2 separate regions of the Homo sapiens genome follow, and region 2 is linked to region 1. A link is an interaction called in ENCODE POLR2A ChIA-PET data of the cell type or tissue named here. Cell type or tissue: K562. All regions are shown on one strand. Links, peaks and the distances in the headings refer to the core of each region. The heading gives the core; the rest is flanking DNA.

Region 1 (11,335 bases), core at 2,312-10,311:
TGCCCAGTGAGAGGGGGTTGATCAGTAAGGGGGTGCTCAGGTAGGGGTGGCTGTCCAGCAAGGAGGATCTGCCCAGTGAGGAGAGTCTGTCCAGCATCTTTGGCCTGAGGGTTATCAGGGTGAGCAGGAATGACCTCTTCGTGGCTGCCTATGTCTTCCTGGAGGAGGGATCTGGGCACTTCCTGGGTATCGGCTGGTGCAGCAGGCTCTGAGTTCATCCACTGCAGTTTCTTGGTCTGGACTATGGAGGCATCTGGCATCCTAGAGGGTGCCATGGAAGGGTCTAGCATCCAGATGGTATGACTAGGTTCATTTTTTTCACCATCAGGCTTGGACCAGCTAGTATTAGGGACATGGGTCAGTATCCTCTCATCAAATTGGAGGGGCATCCCCAGTGGAACAGGCCCAGTCAGCATCCCAACCCTGATGGGTGTCTCAGTACCAGGGGAGTCCCATGACTCCAGGTTGAGCCTGGCCTCCTTGGGAATCAGGGCTACCTCTCGGTAGCTGCCAGATGAGAGGCTGCAGGGCACTGGGCTGGACAGCATGGGTGTGATAGACCAAAAGCTGGAGTGATTGCTGTCAGGAGACAGGATGGGTTTGGCCGACAGCTGGGTGGACAGCATATTTTCAGGGACATAGATGGATGGGTGGCTGGGCATGAGGCCCACAAGCACTGCCCGTGAGCCCACAGGGTCATGGCACAGCAGCCCCATCAAATACCAGCACACGGTCCTCCACAACTTCCTGAAGCTGGCAGGTTGGGGCACTGGAGAGGGGGATCTGCATGGCTTCCTTCGGAGACTGGAATGGGGACTGCTTGTGGCAGGTTACTTGGTAGGCAGACAGTGGCACATTAGAGCTGGTATTGTCACAGACATTGGGGAGCTGCTTCTGTGGCTGAGAGCTACAGATCTCCTGGCTACTCCTCTGGGACTTGGAGATAACTGGGGGCTCTGGGCCTGGCATTGGGCTGCCTGGCCTGGAGGTAGAGACTGGAAGTTTCTTCATGGGGTTCTCAGCCTCCTCAGTTGGCACCTTCCTTCTGGGCACCTTCCTTCTGGTAACCTCCTCCTCCTGGGCATGGTCTGGGCGCTCTTCTAGAGTAGGCTTTGGGATGGGAGCCTCCTCTTTAGAGTGGAGATTCACTTTGTCCTGGCAAGATGCAACTATTTTGGAAGACTCCAAGACAGTTGACCACTGATTGCCACACTTCCTGAGAAGGAGGTCTTGAGATGGGCCCTTGGTGACTGCAGTGGTGTCAGTCAGGTGATCAATGGTATGGATGTCAGTTTCAACTGCAGTGGGGGTTGGGGTAACATCCAGAGCTGGAGTCGTAGCCCAAGCTGGAATTGGAGGAGTCAGTGACAGAAAAGAAGGTGTAAGTCCGGGCACGGTGGCTCACACCTATAATCCCAACACTTCGGGAGGCCAAAGCAGGTGGATCACCTGAGGTTGGGAATTTGAGACCAGCCTGACCAACATGGAGAAACCCAGTCTTTACTAAAAATACAAAACTTAGTTGGATGTGATAGCGGGCACGTGTAATCCCAGCTACTTGGGAGGCTGAGGCAGGAGAATCGCTTGAACCCAGGAGGCGGAGGTTGCAGTGAGCTGAGATCGCGCCATTGCACTCCAGCCTGGGCAACAAGAGCAAAACTCCATCTCAAAAAAAGAAAGAAAGAAATTTTAAAAAAGAATGTGTAACTAGGGCAGCAGCCTGAGCTGGACACTTACCCTGGTCCTGATCTTGGGCTAGATCCTGAGCTGGAGCCAGAAGAGCACCTTGGGCTTCGGGAGCACCATTCTCTCCTGAGAGGAGGAAGGGCAGCCACCGACTCTTCCTGCTGCCCAAGGAGGCTATCTGGTCGGAGCTGCAGGGGCCTTTGCCCCAGCCTACCAGGACCTTAGCTGGACGCTTGCCTTCCCCCAAATTCTGCACCTGAAACCGAAGGTGGCAGGGTCCACACTGGGCTATGTCACTGGTGCTGTCACTGTGCATGCACTCTGGTAAGGTCAGGGTGACATCCTCCATGATGAGATGTTGTTGGGCTCCCACAATGGGACTTGAAGATACACTAGTGGAGGAGAGTCTCGGGGCATCCTGGGAGGCCTGCTCACAGCAGCACTGGGAGCTAACCCAAGCAGGATCCTGGAGTAGCTGGCAAATGGACCCAGGGATGCAGGCCTGGGAGGCTGGGCCACAGGCACCATCAGTGATGGTCTTGGTAGACAATGACAACCCCTGCTTGAAGTATAGGGATTCTGAGCTTATCCGTGGTCCCTGAGACCCTCTGAGGCCACTCCCCAGCTGCTGGCTGCCGGCTGAGGGGTGGTCCTGGGGACCCGATGGATCAGGGCCCCCCACCTTCTTGGTGGCTTCCATAGTCCTCCTGCTCCATGCCCTAGGTGCCCTGCCCTCACTCCATTGCCATGGTGACCTTACACATCACAGCCCCCTGGGGATTGACTTGAAGATTCTGAGCAGAGGATCCACCCCCACCCCTGCTGCGCCCATCCCTAACCCTGCAGGATACTGGTCCTGGGCTTCAGGGACATGTGGCTCTGGGAAGGGGTGACATCACAGTGACCTGGGGAGTGCCAGAGTGTAGGAAACCAGGGTCCCCATGCTCCTGAAGAATGGAGGCTTGCCCAGGGAACCTTAGGAGGCAGGGGGCCAGGGGACACCAGTGAAGTCAGTCAGCTGCAGGCCAGCCTCCCCTATCCTTCCCAGCCAGGTGCACATTCTGCCCAGGCTAGTCCCACAGTGAGGGCCAGGAACTGTCAGGATAAGGCCAGAGGAAAAAGGTAGGCAGGGGAGACTCTGAGGAAGCCCCTGGCACAGAACCTTTGGATGGTGTGCAAAGTCCCTTCACCACTCAGCCCTGGGAGGCAGAAGTGGGTGAGGGACCCAAGCTCAGTCCCAAGCTCCCCTCCTTATGTTCCCCGGCTCCCGCTCCAGGGACAGCAGCTCCTTGGCAGTCTCTGCTGCTCCAGATGGTTCTCCTCTGCCTGTGCCTCATGGAGCCCCCTCCCCAGAGCCACATGTCCCTGAAGCCCAGGACCAGTATCCTGCAGGGGTAGGGATGGGGGTGGCAGGGGTGGGGGTGGGGCCTCTGCTCAGAATCCTCAAGTCAGAATTTCTAGCTCTTGACACATTGTGTCAGCTTCATCTTGGCCATAATGGGGGCAGAGCTCTGGGCACAGGGCTGCACCACAGCAGCCACAGGGCTAGCCAAGTGGCAATTACAGGATGGTAAGACCACAGTGGTCTCAGGGCTAGCCCCACAGTGGGGACATAGTGGGTGGAGGACTGAGTACACAGTGGGCATAGAGCTGCATATACAGCAAGGACAAGTCAGACAATGAATTAGATGGGGCGATGCATAGGAAATATAAGCTACCAGACCAGGTGGGCAATTCCACCCTCCATTTCTTTTCTTTTTTTTTTTTTTTTTTTTTTTGAGACAGAGTCTCGCTCTGTCACCCGGCTGGAGTGCAGTGGCGTGATCTCGGCTCACTGCAAGCTCCGCCTCCCGGGTTCCCACCATTCTCCTGCCTCAGTCTCCCGAGTAGCTGGGACTACAGGCGCCCGCCACCACGCCCAGCTAATTTTTTGTATTTTTAGTAGAGACAGGCTTTCACCGTGTTAGCCAGGATGGTCCTGATCTCCTGACCTCGTGATCCGCCCACCTCGGCCTCCCAAAGTGCTGGGATTACAGGCGTGAGCCACTGTGCCCGGCCCCATTTCTTAAATAGAGAGAAAAAAAGGGGGGCAGGGAGGAGTGGAACCTGCCTGGAGCAGCAGCCTAGGCTCAGAGCTGCCCTATAGCCACAAGGACAGGCCTAGGCAACAGTTTGGAGAGCTGCACATTGCCACAGGCCCAGGTCTGGAGGTTCTAACCTGTGGTAGGGTCAGGCCCTCCTCCTTCCCACCAGATCTGAGCTCTGGGCCTCCTCCCTCTGTCTGGCAGGGCTGTGTTCTTTCAGGCCTCAGTCTTTCCACCCAGGAAACAGGTTTGTGGACAATATAACTGTAGGTTTGTTCTCTGAAACTGTTTTCACAGAGGTTAAAAATAGTGTTTACAGTTGGCTGTGGGGTGTGAGGCTCTGTGACCAGGGACAAAAGTTAACACAAAGGTGCTGCATCTGCAGCTTGCTAACTTGGCACTGGGCACAGCCAGGCTCTGCCACATCTCAGGCCCCCTGGGCTCCCACCCCTCTTCCCTTGATGCTGCCTTTGGTTAAGAATGGGGACAGGGCCAGGTGTGGTGGCTCACGTCTGCAATCCCAATACTTTGGGAGGCCAAGACAGGAGGATTGCTTGAGCTCAGGAGTTTGAGACCAGCCTGGGCAACGAAGCGAGACCCCGTCTCTATAAAAATAATTTTTTTTTTTGAGATGGAGTCTCCCTTTCTTGCCCAGGCTAGAGTGTAATGGCACGATCTTGGCTCACTGCAACCTCTGCCTCCCAGGTTCAAGTGATTCTCCTGTCCCAGCCTCCCAGGTAGCTGGGATTACAGGCACCCGCCACCACGCCAGGCTAATTTTTGTATTTTTAGTAGAGACAGGTTTCACCATGTTGGCCAGGCTGGTCTTGAACTCCTGACCTCAGGTGATCCCTCTGCCTCAGCCTCCCAAAGTGCTAGGATTAAAAATGATTTTTTTTAAAAAGTTAAAAAAGAGTGGAAACCGATAGCTCTGGACACCAAGGGGGAGCTGCTCATCCTCTCATGCGAACGTCCAAAGCCCAAGGGTCTGCCTGTGCATATGTGTGCCTACATTCATGTACACACATACTTGCTGCCCACTATTAATGTCATTAATCTTTGGCTTAAGCAAGCTAGTTTTCTGTTTACAACAGAGATGCTAGTAACAGCCTCTAGTGCCTGTGCAGCATTTGAGCTGGACTGTGCCTTGGAGGGTTGGAGAGGCATGGAGAGAGGTCCTGAGAGCCTCTGGCCTGTCTCACCACTGAGCCATCGTCCACCTCCTGCAGAGGTGGGGCATAACACTCCTTTCCAGAACTGTGGTCCTTTGTAAACAACTGGCCTGAGGTCTCCTGGGGGAAGGGAGCAGAACTGGCTGAAGCGTCTAGCCCATGAAAGAAGGCCCAAAGGAAGCAGCCAGGATAGAGAAGGCCCTTATTTTTATTTTCATTTTTAGAAGCAAGGTCTCACTCTGTTGCCCAGGCTGGAGTGCAGTGGCATTATCATTGCTCACTGCAGCCTTGAACTCCTGGGCTCAAACAATCCTCACCACTCAGCCTTCTGAGTAGCTGGGATAGTGTGAGCCACCACACCTGGCTAATTTTTTTTTTTTTTTTTAATAGAGAAGGGTTCTCACTTTGTTGCCTAGGCTGGTCTCAAACTCCTGGCTTCCTCCCACCTTGGCCTCCCAAAGTGCTGGGATTACAAGCATGGGCCACCATGTCTGGCTGCAAAGGTCCTTATAGCAAACACCCCTTATAGTAATAATAACAATAACTGATATTGATGGGGTCCTTCCTCTGTGCCAGCACAACGTGGAGCACTCACAACCCAGACTCACAGCAATTCAATGAGCTGGGCACTGTCATACCTCATTTTACAAATAAGGAAATCAAGGCAAGGAAAGAAAGGGAGAGAGGTCTGTCTCAGCTAGTGTGTAGTGGAGCCAGAATCTGAAGCCAGGCCACCAGGCTCTGGATTCATACTTCAGGATCCTGTGTTGCCACCACTGGGTGCCATGCTCAGGGCCAGGCAGTCACAGACCCTGCTGGAGGGGAGCTAAAATGACTCCATTGTGGGTTCTGCAGCAGCAAGCCCTACACCCAAGCTGGGTCCTGCATGGACCTGCTCCTCCTCCTGATAGCTTATCAGGTAGCTCAAGCCTGAGAGGAGGCCCTTCCAGGAACCTGGTGGTGCTGAGTATGGGCCAGACTGAATCCTTCGTATTCAGAATTCTTAGCTGGCCAAAGCCTGCTCATCTCATCCAGCTGGGGAGAGGAGCAGCAGGGCAAATAAAGAGGCTTTCAGGCTGGGTCCCTTCTTCCCAGCCCCTAGGGATAGCGCCCCTCGGCCCCTCCCCCAACATGTTTTTAAATAGTGTCTCACCAGGAAGAAGGGCGTCCAATTCTATTTCTGAATCTGGGAAGTGAGGAGGGCCAACGTGTTGCCATGGCAACCTGGAGAGCCCCTCCCCCAGACTGAGCCCATTCCCCAGGCTGAGGGCTGTGGGGTGGGAGGGAGGTGGCAAGGAGGAGCTGGGAGGAGCTTAGTCTGTGGATGAGGCCAGATGGCGTCCCTGTGAGGGCAAGTCCTGCATGACCTTCTCCTCACACTTCACCTCACCCCTCTAGGCAGGCTTGCTAGGAAGGCCCCAACCTCTGCAGAGAGGGTCAAGGGTCAAATCACTGTGAGAAACCCTTCTCCCCTGTGGATCAGGCTGGAACCCTCCCACTTAGGAGGTCTTGAGGATAGTAGAGAGGTGGCAAGAAGGGCGTCAAGGGGAGAGGCACAGCGCCACACCCTATTAGGAGCTCTACAGCTGGCTCCCACACCTGCTTCAATACAGACCTATTTTCGGCTCCCTTGTGTTCTCAGGAGGCAGCTAGCTTTGTCAAGCCCCTGGCCTTGCACCCGTCCGGTCTGCCTGCCTTCTACTGCATTGGGAAGGGTCTGGACATCTCCAAAAGCTAGGATCAGAAAGAGCCTTAAAGGACTCCCAGTGCAGCCCTTCACTTGATAATGGAGCAAAAAGGGAGGCATGTTTCCCCACGGGTTCGCACCCCAGCCACTGTCCAGGGGTTCATACATCAGCCCTTCTACCCCAGAGGTGACAGATGGGTAGCATTTAGATCTGCAGAGGGAGGGCATTCCCCTCCCTCTTGAGCACAGCTCAAGCAAAGGCAGGCTTCTGAACAGACTCAAAGGTATCTTGATTCAACCCTCTCTTGGTGCTGATGGGAAGCTGAGGCCCCCCAAGGAGGAAGGAATGCACTCTTGGTCTCCTAGCTCTATGGCCCACACTCCTTACCTTCCTCTCCTTACCTTCCTCCCTGGAGCTATCCAAGTGACCTGTGAACCCTAGACCTAGACCTCCTGCTTCCCTGACATTTCTCCTGGCCAGGATACACCCATTCCACAGAGGCAGGACTATGATTAAAGGAGCTGGCACCTCCTGCTCCATGGCCCCCCTGTCTGACCCCAGAGGAAGACAGGAAGTATCAGAGAACCCCAGCCTTAGGGGAACCTTAGGCAGGGTTAGGGGAGATAATCCACTCCTATTCTGAAATGTGGAAGGCAGAACCCACTAGTACTAGCAGGATATGGCTTCTGAGCTCTAAGGCACAGGGAAATTTAAATAACAGATGTTTAAACAATCTTCCCTGCAAGCCGGCAGTGCAGTGACCCCTCTGCTGTGATGTGTTGCAGCTTAAAAATAGCCCACAATGAACTGCTCTGAGCCCCAATTGACTCGAGCTTACGTAACTCTGCGTGAAAGGTGGCCAGCCGCATCAGCCCAGAGGGAAGGCAACAGCACAGCCGCCCTGACTGCTGCCCACAGCTGTCTTAGGGGCTGGGAGAGCTCCTCACCCTCCCTGGGAACAGCCCCCACATCCAGAAGCCAGCAAAAGTGGAGGCAAAGGTGGTACTGCCAAAAGCACACATGGCTTCATGACTGCTGAGCAGAGCTGACCTCTAGTCACACCTGCAGAGGGAATGTGAGCAGAGCTGCCCTCCTTCAGGGTTCCTATGGAACCCAGGTCCGGTGGACAGTGGGAGTGACTTTAAATTAAACAGATGACTGGGTCGAAGAGACCAGGGCAGGAGCCCATGTGAACAGGGTGACTGGAGCCACCCAAAAGATTCCTTTCCCTCTTTGAAGAGAAGGCTCCCTGGCTTTGAGGGACATGTCAGCAGGATTAATGCTTGGCTAAAGCTGCCACTGCCATGGAGCCCACGGGTGGAGCTGACTCCTTTGGGGCCTCTGATTCTCCATGGTCCAGGGTGCAGTGTCCCACGAGGGACTTGTGGCATGAGGAAGGGATAATTAGTTTCAAGGGTGATTGAATCCCATGATCTTGACCGCCTGCTGCTTTAAGCTCCCTGCCTTCCCTAATGCATCTCCAGATCCCAAACGCCGAGTGCAAGACTGGCTACAAAAGTATGCAGGTGGTTGGTCAGGTGAGGTGGCTCACGCCTGTAATCCCAGCACTTCGGGAGGCTAAGGTGGGTGGATCACCTGAGGCCAAGTGTTCCAGACCAGCCTGGCCAACATGATGAAAGCCCATCTCTACTAAAAATAAAAAATAATTAGCCAGGGATGGTGGTACACGCCTATAATCCCAGCTACTCAGGAGGCTGAGGCAGAATTGCTTGAACCCAGGAGGCGGAGGTTGCAGTGAGCCAAGTTCATGCCATGGCACTCCAGCCTGGGTGACAGAGTGAGACTCTGTCTAAAAAAAAAAAGAGTATGCAGGTGGTTAAACCAAACTGAAAGAGAGTGGAGAGGTGAGATGGTGAAGATACCTCTGGCATTGGGAGTCTCTGGTACTCACTGGTCCCGCTGCTTTGGCACATGCTGAGCCTTACCAAGGAATAAGCAACTTCCCTCAGCTCCTACCACCTGAGCTGAAAATAGGAACCACCACAGGCCTGGCCCCTGAGCTCCCATAGAGCAACAATGAGACTGGGTTTGGAATGGGGCTATATCTGGAGCCCACAGGTATGACCCTAATATAGTTTGGATATTTGTCCCCACCCCAATCTCATGCTGAATTGCAATCCCCAGTGCTGGTGGTGGGGCCTGATGGGAGGTGTTTGGGTGATGGAGGTGGATGCCTCATCTTGGTGCTATCTTCATAACAGTGAGTTATTTTGAGATCTGGTCATTTAAAAGTATGTGGCACCTTCCTGCTACTCTCTCTCTCTCTTCCTCCAACTTGCACCATGTGAAGTGCCTGCTCCCGCTTTGCCTTCTGCCACGATTGTAAGCTTCCTGAGGCCTCCCCAGAAGCAGATGCTGGCACAATGCTTCCTGTACAGCCTGCAGAACTGTGAGCCAAGTAAACCTCTTACAAATTACCTAGTCTCAGGTATTTCTTTCTAGAGACCTAGCCTGATATAGACCCCCAGAGAGCCTTTGGGTCCCTCAGAATATTCCCTGAAAGGCTGGGGCTGAGGCCGAGACATAAGGGGAATCTTAGGCCAGATTCATGGTACCCCATCAAAGCAGGTCAGTCTGCCCCATGCACGCCCTCCAGGCTCCAGAGAACAGTGACACCAATGGGCAGTCAGGAGGGTGTGAGTCATCTGCTGCCTCCTCAGCGCCAGCTCCCACCCTGGCCTGCTCAGCCTTTATTAGCATCTGCTTGCCCCTAGCCCTACTGGGCTGAGATGGAGGGAGATGGGACAGAGAGGTACCTACTCTTCATAGCTCTTGGTTGGAAGGCTGGTCTCCGAAAGCCCTAGGAGAAACCTCTGTCCACACCATTCCACCCTGGTGGCAGGCCCAGGCCTCCCATGGCCACTAGTAACCCTCCTCTTGCACTGGCCACCCACCATACCTGAGCTACTGCCCAGGCCTCCCCTAGAGGAGAGGCAGCCCAGCCTTCATCAGCCCTGGAAGCCACATGGTCCCCCAGCCCATCCAGGGACCTAGAACTGACCCTCCCTACCCTGTTCTCCCTGGTAGCCCAGTCACTGATTTGAAGCCCTAAAACAGTCCGAGCTCCTGACACCCCAGATGGGGTTGGGACTATCAGATGGCTCTGAGAATGAAGCTCAGAGCTTAGGGGCTGCAGAAATTGAGAGTGGGGGCAGCTGTGTCACAATCCAGGGCCCCAAGTGCCTAACTGGGGCCCCTCCCTGGAGAATTCTGGCCCTGGAGGACCTTGGCCCAGAAGCAGGCCCAAAGCCCTACATTCTGGCTGCACCTGACACCCTCTTTCTCTCCTATCTCTCTTCTCTGGGAGCCTTTCCCATGCTAAGCTCCCTTCTTGTCCAGAGACTCCCTTTCTCTCTGAGCCCCTCATGTGAACAGATAAGCCAGTGGTCCATGAGCTGCAGAAGCTCAATGGGGAAGGAGCTCCTGGGCTTAAGAGATTTGGGTGATCCTTAGAACCCCAGGATGGGGTTAAAGGGGAGAACTACAAGTTGGAGGGATGAAGGCAGTCCTTTCCAACTGAGGTGGGGATGGGCCCCAGGATACTCCACTTACCTCCCTCGCAGCCTCCGGGGTAACACAAGTGTCTCCTGCACACACAGAGACAAAGGGTCAGTGGCCAAGCATGCGGGGCTACAACCTCCTCAGTGCCTGCTGAGGCACTGAGAGTCATCCAAGGTACGGTGGTAAACAGACAGATAGTCCTTCTCTGCCCCTCTTCAGCACACGGGTTCCTGATCTTTGGATCCCTGCACTCAAGCAAGAATCTCCTTTTAAGCCTTACCCACCTGTCCTCAGAGTCCTTAGAGTCCCCAGGACTGGACTTCTCTCTGGCCTGAGGTGGCAGAGCGAGCAGCAGCTGGATGGAGAAAGCTGGGCAGCTCTGGTCCCAAGGAGACTCTCACTCTGATTAGCAGGGAGCTCTTGCTCCAAACCCAGGGTTCCATGTCTGACAGGGCACAGAGCTGTGGGCTCCGAGGGAAGGAAGCCTACCCTCTTAGGGTGAGCTGGGGTCTCCTAACTGAAGGGATGGAGGCTATGGGGGTCCTGAGCAAGGGAGAAGAAACACTGTGATCCAGGTCCTGGGCCAGGCACCCTGGCACCCCAGCTACCCCCTCAGCAGTCAGTGTAGGGAGGAAGAGGAGGAGGGGAAAGTCTCCCTCTCAGAGGAGCACGCCCCTCTAGGGGCTGTTGTGCAGTGGCCTTTACAAGTACAAATAGCTGGGGCAGTTGGCACTTTGAAGTTGGCTCCTTTTTTTTTTTTTTTTTTTTTGAGATGGAGTCTCACTCTGTCGCCCATGCTAGAGTGCAGTAACCCGATCTCGGCTCACTGCAACCTCCGCCTCCCAAGTTCAAGCGAGTCTCCCACCTCAGCCTCCTGAGTACCTGGGATTGCAGGCGTGCACCACCACACACAGCTTAATTTTTGTAATTTTAGTAGAGACAGGGTTTCACCATCTTGGTCAGGCTGGTCTCAAACTGCTGACCTCAAGTGATCCGCCTGCCTCAGCCTCCCAAAGTGCTGGGATTACAGGCATGAGCCACCGCACCTGGCCAGAAGTTGGCTCCTTGAAAGTGTGGAGTTAGGCCGGGTGCGGTGGCTCACGCCTGTAATCCCAGCACTTTGGGAGGCCGAGGCGGGTGGATCATGAGGTCAGGAGATCGAGACCATCCTGGCTAACAAGGT
Region 2 (11,335 bases), core at 1,650-9,649, 560 kb before region 1:
CTTTAAGACTAGGCCAGGCGTGGTGGCTCACGCCTGTAATCCCAGCACTTTGGGAGGCTGAGGTGGGCGGATCACATGAGGTTGGGAGTCCGAGACCAGTCTGACCAACACAGAGGAACCCCATCTCTACTAAAAATACAAAATTAGCCAGGCATGGTGGCACATGCCTGTAATTCCATCTACTCAGAGGCTGAGGCAGGAGAATCACTTGAACCCGGGAGGTGGAGGTTGCAGTGAGCCGAGATCGCGCCATTGCACTCCAGACTGGGAAATGAGAGCGAGACTTCATCTAAAAAAAATAAAATAAAGACTGACCTCAAGTATCCAGCGTCTGGTACCTGGAATTATAATTAAGATAATGATAAACTCTTTTAATTTAACTTTATTTATTTATTTTGAGAGTGTCTCACTCTGTCACCCAGGCTGGAGTGCAGTGGTCCAATCTCAGCTCACTGCAGACTTCACCTCCCCAGTTCAAGCAATTCTCATGCCTCAGCCTCCCCAGTTCAAGCAATTCTCATGCCTCAGCCTCCCGAGTAGCTGGAATTACAGGTGCATGCCACTATGCCTGGCTATTTTTTTATTTTTAGTAGAGACAGGGTTTTACCATGTTGGCCAGGCTAGTCTCGAACTCCTGGCCTCAAGTGATCTGCCCGCCTCAGCCTCCCAAAGTGCTAGAATTATAGGCGTAAGCCACCAAGCCCGGTTAACTTATTTTTCATTCATTCATTCAATCATTTATTTATTTTTACAAAGATAATCTTTATTGACAGTCACAGGCCACAGGGGTGAGCCCTGAGGTTTGGGTTCTGGGATGAAGGAGAACCCCTGCCCCCTGCCCTGGGCCTCTGCTGGCTGAGGGGACCTCCATGGTGCTCAGACTACAACCAGGACCTCCCTGGCAGCCCAGGAGTGTGGGTGCCGCAGAGACAGGCCCCTTGCAGAGCTGACCTAGAGCCCACCCTCCCCATAGCCTGTGTGAGCACAAAGCCAGGACCCACAGGCTGTGCCCCGGGCTTGTCACTGATGCCAGTGGAGGTTGGCAGCTGCCCCTCTTAGCACCTGAGACAGTGAAAGAAGGCAGCTGCTGCCATGAAGAAGACGCTCTGTGGACAGACTTGCTGGGGCTGAGTTGAGGGGCGCACAGAGGCAGGCCCTGCCCATGGTCTGGTCAGCTGTCCCTGCCACCACTACTTTTCTGGTCTGAGGCTGTAGCCTTGGTCAGGTTCCCAGCTTCCCTCTTCAGGACACTGAGCAAAGTCTGGGAGCTCTCCAGCATCTTGAGGTAGGTGGCCTCCGTCTCCGCGATGGTCTGGTAGAACTTACTGCAAGAGGCAATCTTGCGTGCCAGGTTCTCGTTGACGCGGGCCAGCTTCTCGTTGACGCAGGCCAGCTTCTCTGTCAGCTGCCTCACCTCATTCTGCAGCCGCTGTTTCTTGTCCTCCTCCTGCTGGATCTGCCAGCACAGCTCCTCCTGCTTCTGGCATAGCTCCTCTATGCATTTGACCAGCTTGTTGTCGTAGTTCTGCAGCGCCATGCCCTGCTGGGTCAACATCTCCTGGGGCCCCCTATTTTTTTTTTTGAGATGGAGTTTCACTCTTTTTTTGTTTTGTTTTGTTTTTTGTTTGTTTGTTTTTTTTTTTTTTTTGAGACAACAGTCTTACTCTGTTGCCCAGCCTGGAGTGCAGTGGCGTGATATCGGCTCACTGCATGCTCCGCCTCCTGGGTTCACATCATTCTCCTGCCTCAGCCTCCCGAGTAGCTGGGACTACAGGCGCCTGCCACCATGCCCGTGGTGTTTTTTTTTTTTTTTAAGTATTTTTAGTAGAGACGGGGTTTCACTGTGTTAGCCAGGATGGTCTCAATCTCCTGACCTCGTGATCCGCCCGCCTCGGCCTCCCAAAGTGCTGGGATTACAGGCATGAGCCACTGCGCCCAGCCTGAGATGGAGTTTCACTCTTGTTGCCCAGGCTGGAAAGCAATGGTGAAGTCTCAGCTCACTGCAACCTCTGCCTCCTGGGTTTAAGCGAGTCTCTTGCCTCAGGCTCCCAGGTAGCTGGGATTACAGGCACACGCCACCACGCCTGGCTAATTTTTGCATTTTTAGTAGAGACAGGGTTTCACCATGTTGGCCAGACTGGTCTTGAACTCCTGACCTTAGGTGATCCGCCCGCCTTGGCCTCCCAAAGTGCTGGGATTATAGGCATGAGCCACCGTGCCTGACCTAATTTTATTTTTTTAAGAGACAGGGTCACATTATGTTGCCTAGGATGGTCTCAAACTCCTGGGCTCAAGCAATCTTCCCACATCAGCCTCTCAAACTGCTGGGATTACAGGCATGAGCCACCAGTGCCCAGCTACAATAAACTCTTAACAGTCAGAATACTTGCTGCCTTACCAAAAGTCAAGCTGTGACTCCACACCAACACTGTGAACACCATCTGTAGGCAAAGGTGGCTTTCTTAACTTCAGGGACACCAATCTCTTCTGGCTCTGGGCTGGCAACCTTAAAGGGCCTTATAGACCTCAGGCAAGTGACGTTAAAGGGAAAGAGAGAAACAGATGGAAAGAGACAAAGCCAGGTCTACACAAACCCTTGAGAAACTAATATTAAGTTAGCTGGAGCAATTCACATGGAAGAGAAAACTCTGAAAATGCCCAGAATTTACAAGGTGGTCCTCATTAGTGAAAAAAAGACAATTAAATATAAACAACCGGCCAGGTGTGGTGGCTCACGCCTGTAATCCCAGCACTCTGGGACGCCAAGGCGGGTGGATCACCTGAGGCCAGGAGTTCGAGACCAGCCTGGCCAACGTGGTGAAATCCCATCTCTACTAAAAATACAAAAAATTAGCCGGGCGTGGTGGCACGAACCCGTAATCCCAGCTGCTCAGGAGGCTGAGGCAGGAGAATCGCTTGAACCTGAGAGGCAGAGGTTGCAGTGAGCCGAGATCGTGCCACTGCACTCCAGCCTGGGTGACAGAGCAAGACTCTGCCTCAAAAAAAAAAAAAAAACAAACCACCATCACCACCACCAAGGAATCCATCCATGGAAACATTTACTATCCTCTGCCAAGAAATATATTAAATTGGAGGGAGGACTGTTGAGGGATAAATAAATAAATAGAAATACATTGGCCAGGCATGGTGGCTCACACCTGTAATTCCACCACCTTGGGAGGGATTGCGCCACTGCACTCCTGCTTGGGTGACAGAGCAAGACTGCATCTCAAAAAAAAAAAAAAAGAAATATATAAAACTGACTCTATTGGTAGGTTTTAAAAAAGTTATTAAGCCAACTAGTGACCTTCCTTCGATGACATATTCCCTTGATGTACGTTTTCTTGTTATTTTTTGAGACGGAGTCTTGCTCTGTTGCCCAGGCTGGAGTGCAGTGGCGCGATCTCGGCTGACCGCAACCTCCGCCTCCCGGGTTCAAGAGATTCTCCTGCCTCAGCCTCCCGAGTAGCTGGGACTACAGGAGCATGCCATCACACCCAGCTAATTTTTTTGTATTTTTAGTAGAGACGGGGTTTCACCATATTGGCCCAGGATGGTCTTGATCTCTTGACCTCGTGATGTGCCTGCCTCTGCCTCCCAAAGTGCTGGGATTACAGGCATAAGCCACTATTTCCATTCCCTCAATTTCAACTTCTCTGTGTCTTTGACACACAATGTATTACTAAACATGTTTGTTTGTTTGTTTGTTTGTTTGTTTTCTGAGATGGAGTCTTGCTCTGTCACGCAGGCTGGAGTGCAATGGTGCCATCTCAGCTCACTACAACCTCCACCTCCTGAGTTCAAGCAATTCTCCTGCCTCAGCCTCCCAAGTAGCTGGGATTACAGGTGCACGCCACCACTCCTGGCTAATTTTCTGTACTTTTAGTAGATAGGGGGGTCTCGCTATGTTCACCAGGCTGGTCTTGAACTCCTGACCTCAAGTGATCCACCCACCTCCGCCTCCCAAAGTGGGATTACAGGCCATGAGCCACTGTGCCCAGCCTTGTTTTGTTTTCTTGTGTTTTGAGACAAGCTCTTGCTCTGTCACCCAGGCTGCAGTGCAGTGCACAATTATAGCTCACTACAGCCTCAAACTCCTGTGCTCAAGGGATCCTCCCACCTCAGCCTCCCAAGAAGCTGGAACTGCAGGCACAAGCTACCATGCCCAGCTAATTTTTAAAAAAAATTTTGTAGAGACAGGAGTCTTGCTATGTTGACCAGGCTGGTCTCAAACTCCTATCCTCAAGCAATCCTCCCACCTCAGCTTTCCAAAATGTTGGGATTACAGGTATAAGCCACCATGCCTGACTCTTTTTTTCCAAGAGACAGGGTCTCCAGCCTGACCAACATGGAGAAACCCTGTCTCTACTAAAAATACAAAATTAGCCGGGCGTGGTGGCGCATGCCTGTAATCCCAGCTACTCGAGAGGCTGAGGCAGGAGAATTGCTTGAACCTGGGAGGCAGAGGTTGCAGTGAGCCAAGATCGCGCCATTACACTCCAACCTGGGCAACAAGAGTGAAACTCCATCTCAAACAAAAAAGAAAAAGAAAAAGAGACAGCATCTCACTCTGTCGTCCAGGCTGGAGTGCAATGATGCAATCGTGGCTCACGGTAACTTCGAACTCCTGGGCTCAAGCAAGCTTCCTCCCTCAGCCTTCTGAGTAGCTAGGACTATAGGCACATACCACTGTATCCCTGGTGTGGTTTGTCTTTTAAAGTCTGATCTGAGAGTTTGTCTTTAGTTTGGTAAATTTAACTCATCTACAGTGATTCTAATGCTGTTATTAGACTTCACTGAATTTAATTCAGCCTCCTTATTTCAGGTTTCTTTTTTTTCCCCCTTTTTCCACATGTTCTAACATGCTTTCTAATTACCATACTTCTTATTTTTTCCCCCCTTCATTTTTGCCTTCCATTAATTTTCCTTTTGCAGGTGTGGCAGTTTGCTAGTCGCCTCCTGCTAGCTATTTTCCCCTCCTTCCTTAGTTTGAGAACCCCAGTTTTTAGCTGGACATGATGCAGTCCTGCTATACAGTACATCCCAGCCTTCCTGAAAGCCAGGTATTGTCATATGATTAGCCAATGAGATACAAAGGAGGTTTGATGTATGATATCTGAGAAATGTCCTAAAAAGGAAGGGGTAGGTCAGCTGGGTTTAATATTGCCATGGAGCTGCTACGTCAGCAATGGATTGACTGCCTACGTCAGAAATTCTTTTCAGAAAGATGTAAGCCTCCATCTTGCTTAATACGCTAATTTGCAGATTTTTCTTACCTGCCAGCAAGCCTTTCCTAACTGACGTAGTATGTTTCAAAGTTATACATTCAATTTTCCGTTTCTGTTAGTTGTTCCATTAACTTATTAGGATCTCTATTTTTATTTTTCCCCATAAATTACATAAACTTACAATTGTTCACCTTTCTCATCCTCAAGAATAGTAGTTCTGGACATTCTCATCTCTCTCTGCTCTATACTAATTCCTCACCTATGTTGGAATTACCCAGAATTTATCTCTGGAATATTATAGATACTAGTTGCTTTCTTAAACCTTGATTATTATTGTACCTTTTTTTTTTTTTTCTCCTGAGACAGAGTCTCACTGTATCGCCCAAGCTGGAGTGCAGTGGCACGATCTAGGCTCACTGCAATCCCCACCACCATTCTCATGCCTCAGCCTCCCCAGTAGCTACGATTACAGGCATGTGCCACTGCACCGGGCTAATTTTCTTCTATTTTTTAAGAGATGGGGTTTCAGCATGTTGGCCAGCCACCGCACCTGGCCTATTATTGATTTTTTTTGGCCGGGCGCCGTGGCTTATGCCTGTAATCCCAGCATTTTGGGAGGCCGAGGCAGGCGGATCACTTGAGGCTAGAAGTTCGAGACCAGCCTGGCCAACATGGTGAAACCCCGTCTCTACTAAAAATACAAAAATTGGCTGTGCATGGGTGGCATGCACCTGTAATCCCAGCTACTCAGGAGGCTGAGGCACAGAATTGCTTGAACCCAGGAGGCAGAGGTTACAGTGAACCGAGATCATGCCACTGGACTCCAGCCTGGGCTACAGATCAAGACTCCGTCTATTAAAAAAACAAAAAAACAAAACCCCTGAGTGTATAAAATCAAGAAATTTGCACCAAGTGATACATCCATGTAACCACTACCCTGACCAAGAAACAGGACACCCCCAGACCCCTAGGTGTCCTTCTCACGATTCAGTCGCAATTCTTCCCAACACTAACCAGTTCTGACCATGAATCCCCAAGGTTAATTTTGCCTGTTATAAAGTTTTAAGTCAACAGAATCATTATGCCCTGCTCTGTGTCTACCTTCTCTCATTCATCATTTTTCATTAGACTCATCACTGTTGTGCAAAGCTGGACAGAATTTCCTTGTGTGCTTACACTTACTGCAGTTTATCCATTTACTTTTGATGGACATTTGGGTTAGCTCCAGTTTGTAACTATGACAAGCAGTGCTAGCACAAACATCCTGAAATATGTATTTAAGAGAACATGGGATATATTTCTATTGGTTATATGCCTAACAACAGGATTGTTGAGTAGCAGAATGTGCATATAATTCTACATTTTTGCCTCTTTTTTTTACTAGTGTTGCCTGACTTGTTTGTATTGACTAGTAGGAATTTCTTTGCAACTCTAGATATACGACCAGCTGTGGTGGCTCATGCCTGTAATCCAGCACTTTGGGAGGCTAAGGCAGGCAGATAACTACAGGCCAGGAGTTCAAGACCAGCCTGGCCAACATGGTAAAACCCTGTCTCTACTAAAAATACAAAAATTAGCTGGGCATGGTGGTGGGAGCTTGTAGTCCCAGCTGCTCGGGAGGCTGAGGCATCAGTCACTTGAACCCGGGAGTGGGGGTGCAGTGAGCTGAGATCGCACCATTGCACTCCAACCTTGGCAAGAGAGTAAGACTCCGTCACAGGGAAAAAAAAAAAAGAAAAAAAAATTCTGGACACAACTTGTCAGACATGGATTACAAATCTCTTCTCTCACTGTATGGCTTATGGCTTGTCTTCACTCACTGGTGAACAGACATTCTTTTTTTTTTGAGATGGAGTTTCGCTCTTGTTCCCCAGGCTAGAGTGCAATGGTGCAATCTCAGTTCCCTGCAACCTCCGCCTCCCGGGTTCAAGCGATTCTCCTGCCTCAGCCTCCCAAGTAGCTGAAATTACAGATATGCACCACCACGCCTGGCTAATTTTGCATTTTTAGTAGAGACAGGGTTTCTCCATGTTGGTCAGGCTGGTCTCAAACTCTCAACCTCAGGTGAGCCGCCCACCTCGGCCTCCCAAAGTGCTGGGATTACAGGCATGAGCCACTGCTCCTGGCCTTTTTAAAAAAAAAAAAAAAAAAAAAAAAAAAGAGATGGGGTCTTGCTGTCGCCCAGGCTGGAGGGCAATGGCAGAATCATAGCTCACTGCAGCCTCAAACTCCTGGACTCAAGCAATGCTCCCACCTCAGCCTGTCAGGTAGCTGGGACTACAGGCACTCACCATTGTGCTTAATCCCATCTGCAAAGTCCCTTTTGCCATGTCACCTGACATAATGACAGATTCTGAAACAGATTCTGGGAATTAGGATATGGATATCTCAGGGTGAAGATGAGCACAGCTATGCCTACCACAGCTATTTTATTTATCTTGTCAACAACTGGCAACCGGGGTTTCTTAAACTGGAGTCCATGACTGGACTTCAGGGGTTCTAACAGTTCTTCTCTTAAGAACTCATAGTTTTCATGGTTCTCAAATGACCTAGGAGCCCACTACTATGTAATGGTCACAGTCCAAGGCCTGACAGAGGGAAAAGGACAGAGCGCAACATTATTCCCATAACTACTGGAACACAGATATAATTTCCAAAACTTATACCATAACGAAAATTAATCACTTCTTTATCTCCCTAAGAACATGCACAGTTCCACATACCACATGAACATCTCTTGAAACAGATGTGTCCTTAGTCCAAGTTTTGTAGCTGAACAATTCACCCAGCAAGCTCCCAGGGCAACAATGAGTAACAGGCCACTGGGCAGAAACAGGTAGAATCAAGCTATCACTTTTTTTTTGTTTTTGTTTTTTTTGGGTCAGAGTCTTGCACTGTCACCTAGGCTGGAGTATAATGGTGCGATCTCAGCTCACTGCAGCCTTCACCTCCTGGATTCAAGCGACTCTTGAGCCTCAGCCTCCCGAGTAGCTGAGATTACAGGTACCTGCCACCATGCCTAGCTAATTTTTGTATTTTTAGTAGAGACAGGGTTTTACCATGTTGACCAGGCTGGGCTCGAACTCCTGGCCTCAGGTGAGCCACCTCCCACGGCCTCTCAAAGTGCTGAGCTTACAGGCATGAGCCACCATGCTCAGGCCTCAACTATCACTTTTAAGTCATATAAAACCCCATGCCTTAGCCTTCCTCTTATCCATCAAGGCCTCTAACTACATGTGGAGAAAATAAAAGCGTGACAAAAACAAAGCAACCTCCTGGTAGAGCAGCAACCTTAGACTTGATCCCTCATATCCCTTCCTCCTTTTCTCATTCTCCACGAGCAGAGGCTCGCCACCTTGCTGAGATATCCTGACAGGCTTCCCTTAGATGCTGCCCTGCTACCAAAAGCCACGGTCTTCATCCAGAAGCATGAACTCTGGATATACAAAATAGGCATTGTTCATCTGAATCAGAACAATTTTTCTTAGTACAAGTACTGCCTTAGGAAAGACTGTCTCTTTTGCACATGTGAGCCTACAACAAGGGAGAAAAAATTCACTTACTTTGACTGCAAGGTCTGCCTGGGCCATGTGCCATCTTCATTTTGAGGCTCAATTACTAGCACCTGAGTGAAAGGGGAAACCAAATGAGGAGAGTTCAAACCACCGCACTTCCAACATGCTTAGAAGCAAAAAGTATCTGGCCACACACCCTGGGCAGAGCTACCTGCTGGGGAATGGCCAGGGCCCTCCTACCTGACCCTGGTATAGCCCAGCATCCTGGACAGTGTTGTCTAGCTTGCTCAACTGCTCGTAGGTGTTGCTCATGTATTTGTTCCAGAGCCGTGTTTCACGCTCCGCAGGGATGTTGAATAGCTTCCGCATCTCTTTCTCGATGGTTGCTAGGAACAGGCAGAAATATCACTTGGGGCTTTGTCCACATGCAAGGCTAAAGACAGCCATGGCAAACTAATGCTCATCCTCTTTCTTGTCAGATGCTCACAGGTGCTCTGGATCAACCCCCTGATACCTCTTAAAATCAATCATCTCCCATGGGTGGCCTCTTGCACTCATATGCCTGGAAAGTATCCCTATGCTTCTTTGCTAACGTGTGTCTCTCATTTATGGCGCAAAAGCAACATAGAAAGCGAGAAAGCTTATCTTTGGAGTTAACTCAGATATGGCTTCAAAAGCTAGCTCCACCATTTTCTGGCTGCGATTTGTTTTTTTTTTTAAGAGACAGGATCTTGCTCTGATGCCCAGGCTGCAGTGCAGTGGTGGGATCGTAGCTCACTGTAAACCTTGCTGAGATTTTTAAATAAGTTATTTTTAAACTTCTTTGGATCTACATTTCCTTATCTTCATTATCATAGACAAATGGGCAAGGAGCAGGCCCAGTGTTCTCTCCATAAGAATTCCTGGAGGAATAGGCCCCCAGGTCAGGACTGGCAACTACAGCTCGAGATGATTTGGGTAACAAATCTAAAGAGGGCATATAAAATAATGCCCTCTTCCCTCCCATCAGCCACAATGTCCTACACTCTCTCACCACATACCAGGGACCCCAGCCCAGCCTCTCACCAATGGTGTCTGCCTTGCTGAAATGGCAACTCAGCACATTGGTGGGGTCACTGTTCTCACAGAGCTTCAGTTCCAGCAAATACACCTCGACTTTGCAGTGCTTGACAAACAGGCCATGCTCCACAACCTATGAACAAGAGGCAGGGGTGAGGGCATAGCGGTTTTGCAGCTGGGCAGTCTTGGATGTAGCATATCTTATCAGAAGCAAAAAGCAGAAAACTCATGATAATCCATTTCCTTTACTGATCAAGGGATCAAAAGAACAGATTTTTAAAGCTACCAGTACCTGGACAAAGAGTTTAAAAATATTTTTTCTGGCCGCGTGTGGTGGCTCACGCTTGTAATCTCAACACTCTGGGAGGCCGAGGTGGGTGGATCACTTGAGGTCAGGAATTTGAGACCAGCCTGACCAACATGGTGAAACCCCATTTCTATGAAAAATACAAAAATTAGCCGGGCATGGTGGCATGTGCCTGTAATCCCAACTACTCAGGAGGCTGAGACAGGGGAATCGCTTGAACCCAGGAGGTGGAGGCTGCAGTGAGCCAAGATCGCTCCACTGCACTCCAGCCTGGGCGACAGAGCGAGACTCTGTACCCCGCAAAAAAATATATATATATTTTTTTTCTACCCACTAAGACCAAGAGCATCTTGATGATATTAGAGAGAAGCCTATTCTTCACTGTTTTTTGTTTTTGAGATGGAGTCTTCCTCCGTCAGCAGCCTGGAGTGCAGTGGTGCGATCTCAGCTCATTACAACCTGCACCTCCTGGGTTCAAGAGATTCTCCTGCCTCAGCCTCCCGAGTAGCTGGGACTACAGGGGCCCACCATCATGCCCAGCTAATTTTTGTATTTTTAGTAGAGACAGGATTTCACCATGTTGGCCAGGATGGTCTCGATCTCTTAACCTCGTGATCCGCCTGCCTCAGCCTCCCAAAGTGCTGGGATTACAGGCGTGAGCCACCATGCACGGCCTGATCAAAGACTCTTTTTTTTTTTTTGCAACCGAGTCTCACTCTGTTGCCAGGCTGCAGTACAGTGGGGTGATCTCGGCTTACTGCAACCTCCGTCTCCTGGGTTCAAGCAATTCTCCTGCCTCAGCCTCCCGAGTAGCTGGGACTACAGGTATGTGCCACCACACCCAGTTAATTTTTGGATTTTTAGCAGAGACGAGGTTTCACCATGTTGGCCAGGGTGGTCTTGATCTCCTGACCTCGTGATCCACCCGCCTCAACCTCCCAAAGTGCTGGGATTACAGATGTGAGCCACTGCGCCTAGCTCAAAGACTCTTAAGCATAGAGGGAAAAGCAGTATCATAAAGGTTTTTTAAGATAAACAAGATGCAGGACATTAGCTATATGTCCATATGCCCCCAGTGAACTTTCTCTCATAGAATTTTCCAGAAAGTTCTCTCACAGCGCTGCTGGGCACATTCCAAGCCACTGGGCAGCTCTGATGTTTAGAGGCCACTCATGATAATATTCTGGGTGAGCAACTTCACTCACAACCACAATTTCCTAAAGAGA

What was found. Peaks named below come from ENCODE experiments on the same cell type or tissue, not always from the same donor. Only the 100,000 strongest peaks of a DNase experiment are listed, where the experiment ranks them.
Region 2: POLR2A ChIA-PET joins it to region 1 with 6 read pairs; 2 of 35 experiments call an interaction of 5 or more read pairs at or near these places.

Annotation. Positions count from the first base shown.
Region 1 is chr3:49,874,920-49,886,254 of GRCh38, forward strand. It overlaps the pseudogene ACTL11P. Among named protein-coding and RNA genes, the nearest start is that of CAMKV, 11 kb to the left of the region's middle. RefSeq lists an enhancer at 9,237-9,738. In K562, for the core only: no CTCF peak of the experiment used is centred there; a DNase peak (open chromatin) is centred at 5,852.
Region 2 is chr3:49,315,911-49,327,245 of GRCh38, forward strand. USP4 (ubiquitin specific peptidase 4) reads right to left here. Exons shown (of 22, transcript NM_003363.4): 4 at 9,809-9,935; 5 at 8,984-9,129; 6 at 8,792-8,853. LOC124906236 (Sjoegren syndrome nuclear autoantigen 1 homolog) reads right to left here and starts at 3,152. Exons shown (of 2, transcript XM_047449404.1): 1 at 2,399-3,152; 2 at 742-1,568. The coding sequence starts at 1,555. The coding sequence ends at 1,172. RefSeq lists enhancers at 582-1,083, 1,084-1,583. In K562, for the core only: no CTCF peak of the experiment used is centred there; no DNase peak of the experiment used is centred there.